Regions from separate parts of the Homo sapiens genome. Here region 1 is linked to region 2. The links are chromatin loops, found by intact Hi-C in ENCODE. Cell type or tissue: CD4-positive, alpha-beta T cell. All regions are shown on one strand.

Region 1 (2,500 bases), 540 kb before region 2:
ATATATAGATTGAGGCCTTGGTTAAAGGCACGGACAGGTGGTGTTTTTTTCCTTCCTATGTTTTAATTATTCACAGTTTATTTAAACCCACTCAGGAAGGTGGACCCAGAAAAGCCAAATTCTGTAGTACATAACCCCAAATTTCAAGGTTTTGCGGAACAAATTCAACACAAGTTTTGTGTCAGTTTAGAGTTAAACGCATCTCAAGTAACTGACTTAACTGGCTTGCCTCTATGAAAACTGTAGGCAGGTTTCATTATAGATTTTTTTTTTCTTGTTATTCCGGCGGTTAGGTGCATGTTTATTTTCTTGATTAAATTTACATTCTATGTTTTATGACTAATTCTTTAAATAGGTGCATCATATAGAAAGTATTTTAGGAGAGAAATTATTATTTAAGCACTACAGTATATCAGATATATGAGAAATAATGGAGTTGTAGTCTCTGCTCTTTAAAATAACTGTAAAAACATCTTAAAACCCTATGCCAAATAATAAGGCCCTGTACCTTGCTGTCCTTGTGAAATCTGGTATGTGTATAGAAAATCTTAATTACTTGATTTGTAAATACTACAGTAGTATTGAAAAGGTGGGAATTCAAGCATTTGTAATTGTGATTTCACAGGTTTAGTGTGTAAAAAATGCAGGGAGTTAGAGATGAATAGGCTATAAGACACGTACAAAGGTAGTTCCAAGACATGGATTTTCTTTTTGCTGCCTTATAAATTGAGAATTCTATTTGAATTCAAGAGCTGAACAGCTGGAATGAAACTTGCATAGATTGCAGAAACAGATGCAAAAATGTATCTTTGGTCAAGTTGTGAGTTAACTTGAAGAGTGTCTTGTGTAATAGGATAGTGATTCAAAATAATTTCCATAAAGTACGGCCTTATATAGGTTATATTTTGAGGATATTTTTGAATTTAAAAAGTCACCTGAAGTTGTTTTCCTACAAATCAGTTCTGTTTAAGATGTATGGAATCGAAAAAAACAAAACAAAACTAATTCTGATTACATCCTGCATTGTTTTGTTGCAAATTCTTACCAGTTATTTTTACGCAATTGGAGTGTCCTTAAAAGTGGTGAATCTTAAAATTTGCCAGTGGATTGGAAAAAACTGTTAACTTATTATTTTTAAAAATGCTGTTATATTAGTACATTGGTCTGGAGGGGGAGCTAGTGCCAAAGCAAAGTATAGCTTAATAGCTGTTTGAACTTTTAAAACACCCAAAACCAGATTTTTATGACCAAAAGAAACATAAATTTTTAATTAAAAGAGTAGGAAATTGATGTGGGCATATATATGTACATAGTTATTTGTGGAGTGAATATATTGTGTATTACAAATTAGTTTAAAAAAGTCTTTTCATGCGCTGCAATAATGGAAAGCTAAATGCTTAAAGATTTATTGGATTTCTCACTTAAAAATCTCTAAAATGTACCCCCAAACTTAGAGTATGTTATAGTATTTTCTTAACCTTCTTGTCCTGTTCATCAGAATCTAAGGCATGTATTCTTGACCCATTGTACATGTTGTGTGTTCTTAAATTTTGTTTTTATAATAGCTACAATCCTAAAATTTCAAAAACGAAGCTTCAAGTAGAATCTTATATGGGCGAAGGTATTAATTGTGTGGTAAGCTAGGTATTTATCAAAAGTAGATATAATTCCTTTTTTTTTTTTTTTTAAAGTAGAGATAATTCCAATAAAAAAATGGACCTTTTAGACATCTGGAGAACAATATCCCCAGGTCACTTAACCCTTATCTCCTGCAGTATAATGCAGTGCGTCCAGCTGATCTACCAAATTGAATGTGTGCCTTTGAATACGAAGCAGTTGTTTTGTGGCCTGTGGCATTTCATTTAGGTTTCTAAGCTGTAATAAATTAGTATGTTAATTTACTTCTTTCCATTCACATATTCTTTAAATCCAAGCCTAGAAACTGATAGTTATATGTATATTAAAATCATTGGAATATTGGTTTTTTTGCAGATAGTGTTTGGGCTGTTTATTATCCATAGCTCTTCATTATGTAAATAGAATCTCAATGCTGATAAAGTAAATAGATTCTTCCATTTCATTAATGGTTATTTTTGATTTATGATAAACTGCATTTAATAAATCTCTTGATTTAGTTAAATGGTGGATACATCATTTCATATTATAGCAAATTGATAAATATAAAAGAAAGTTTTACAATCATAAGAGTAAATATTTAAAAAAACTTGAATAAGTTACTTTACTAAACATAAAATTAAGATTTTTAAACAACTCTGAAACTAAAAGTATTACTATTATGGTACCTTTTTTTTTTTTTCCCCCAAAGAGATGTGATCTTGCTGTTTTGTCCAGGTTGGCCTTGAACTCCTGGGCTCAAGCAATCCTCCTACCTCAGTCTCTTGAGTAGCTGGGACTATAGGCATGTGCTACCACAGCCAGCTTTATTATAGTACTTTTGTACCCTGCATCAATGCTGCTTCTGTTGATACTTTTCAAAGGA
Region 2 (2,500 bases):
TGGCCCCTCTGCTTTGTAATGATTATTTCTGTGTGAATTTGCACATTGGTGTGATGTCTGCCTCCCCTGCATAAGCCCCATGAAGACAGGGATTATGCCTTTTTTCCCTTTTTGTCTGGCACCATTGTGTATCCTTCAGTACCTAGCACATACAGGAACTTGACAAATATTTGTTGACTATATAAATGCCCAGACTCCAGAAAATCAACTATATAAATTGGAAACATAATATTCTATTTATTATTTGAGAGCACGTAATTGTCATTTTAAAACCACAACTGTCCTCAGGCCTGGGGCAGCGTAGCCCTGACCTACGGCCTGTGCTTTAGAGGCCCCGCTCTGGCCTCCCTCAGCGTGTGGCCCTCCCCATGGGTAAGGAGTGCCCAGGGTCAATGGGACAGTCCCACCCTCTGCTCCCACCCCAGCTAGCATGGGCAGATTTAGCAAATAAAAATACATGATGCACAGTTAAATTTGAATTTCAGATAAACCATTTTTTTCTTAGTATAAGTATGCCCCATGCAATATTGGGGACCTACTTATACAAGTATTCAGTTTATCTGGAATTCAAGTTTAACTCTGTGCCCTGTATTTTATTTGGCAGCCTTAGCCCCAGCTTTTAGACTACTTGCCTACAAACCATGGCCTGTGGTCTGAATCCACCTATGTTTGTACCTGAAGTTTTATTGGAACACACCCACACCCGTTCATTTTATGTATTGTCTATGGCTGCTTTCGTGATACGGTGGCAAAGTTGAATAGGGGTGACAGAGACTGCATTGCTCACAAAGCCTAAAATAGTTACCATCTGACCCTTTATAGAAAAGTCAGCTGATCTTGTTCTAGATGACTTCCCCTCACAAGTCCCCGCGCAAGCAATCCTGAGCATACTTCCAGATCATGCAGGGGCCTTTCCCCTGGTCTGGCCTCTGAGGATGGCCCAAGGCTGAGGGGCACAGGGATGTGGATGGGGTTCAGAGGCATGCGTGCAAGGCCCTCACAGTGCACGATGGGCTGACGAGGGTGCTGGATGCTGACCCTCCCTCAGCCATCCTGTTCTGCCTGCAACCTGAGCCTCAGCTTTTGCAATTTGTACCTCGCTTTCCAATTCATTAGGAAGATATATTTTTCCAGATAGGAAACATATTTTATTTACTTTGTGTGTTAGATTGACTTAACTTTTAAATAATTAAACATGTGGTATTTAGGCCTTCTTTTTCCCTCTTGACCTGGACCCCTCAAATGTCAGGTCCGTTTTAATCAAGGCAAAGAAATGTCATCAATAGTGCCATCTTGTGGTGAGATATATACCATTATCATCTTTAAACTGTCCTGCTCCCCTTAAAACAGCACCGAAGTCGTCTAAGTTTAGGAGCTTGCGAACTCTGTCTGCTGTAACAAGGGAAGTTCAGAATTATACCACCAAAGCATTGGGAGGTTTTAAAATGTTTTCTGAGACATTAAAAGGATATTAAATGATATTCAGCACAGTTCTGTTCAAAATTAGTAGTTTATGGGTGGTCCATAATAATAACTTCTCATATTTGTACAGTGCTTTACAGTTTCCAAAGCATGTTCACACACTATTTCCTGTGGGCTCCATTGGCAATGGAGACTCTTATAATCATTGACTTGCCCCAGCTGTCCGGCAAGTCAAGTGCTCTGTCATATTAGAGCCATCTGCTATCAACCACAATGAGGGTTCAGTAGAAAATTAGCAGAGAAGTTACACTTCAGCAAACTGGAACCCTGGTGATGACCTTCCCTTAGTGTTGCCAGGCCAAGATAATAGAGGGGAAGGAAGTTTCTAGAAGGGTATCGTGATCCATCCTTCAATATCAGGGATTTGTGCTCATCGCTTACTATCCGCAACATAGCAACAGAGTGGCTCTATAACATTTCCATCATTCCTTAAACAACTTTGAAGCCCCCTCTCTGCTCAGCAGGCAGAGACCATAGGAGATGCCAAAGATGGCTCCTAGGAGTTAACGTTCACTGATGCCTTCACTCCAGCACAGCCAGGGGGTGGTCTGAGCTGCTGGGATAACTTTTCATTCCAATCTGTCAGAGATTAGCACCTTGTCCAGGGAAAGCTGTGAAAACAGCTTTCCCCAAACAAGCCAGTGTCTGAGCTAGGGAGTTCACCATCATCAGGGCTGACACACAGTTGAATTTCACATTACAGCTGGAAATACATAGAGGGAATTCCGGGAACAAGACAAGCTGGAAGAAGCACTTTTGTTAAATTATACTTTTTTTAAAGATCAATAGATGCTTCAAAGAAGTCCACTGAGGAGGTCGTTGTGTGGCTTTGACAAAAACAGTTGTGTGTCTTGCTTTGGGGAGAGCCAGTCTGAACCACCCAAGAGATGCCTTCCCAACTTTTTCTTTGTGCATAATGTGATTTGAGGGAAAACAAGTTTACTGTGCCTTTCATTGTAGACACCTGGGTTATGCGGTTAGCTAGGGGACCAAGTTTATCAGATCCAGGCTGGCCTCC

What was found. Hi-C counts contacts between places; a loop is a spot of excess contacts. Peaks named below come from ENCODE experiments on the same cell type or tissue, not always from the same donor. Only the 100,000 strongest peaks of a DNase experiment are listed, where the experiment ranks them.
Region 1: a loop joins it to region 2, with 10 times the contacts of the local background. A loop is called at or near these places in 57 of 110 quality-filtered maps.

Annotation. Positions count from the first base shown.
Region 1 is chr14:65,414,012-65,416,511 of GRCh38, forward strand. The region is part of intron 1 of FUT8 (fucosyltransferase 8); the gene reads left to right. Among named protein-coding and RNA genes, the nearest start is that of FUT8, 2.5 kb to the left of the region's middle. RefSeq lists an enhancer at 1-24. In CD4-positive, alpha-beta T cell, CTCF peaks have their summits at 1,178 (motif pointing right) and 1,379; a DNase peak (open chromatin) is centred at 1,180; H3K4me3 peaks cover 791 bases.
Region 2 is chr14:65,958,173-65,960,672 of GRCh38, forward strand. No RefSeq gene overlaps it. Among named protein-coding and RNA genes, the nearest start is that of LINC02290, 150 kb to the right of the region's middle. RefSeq lists an enhancer at 1-284. In CD4-positive, alpha-beta T cell, CTCF peaks have their summits at 1,312 (motif pointing left) and 1,511; a DNase peak (open chromatin) is centred at 1,289.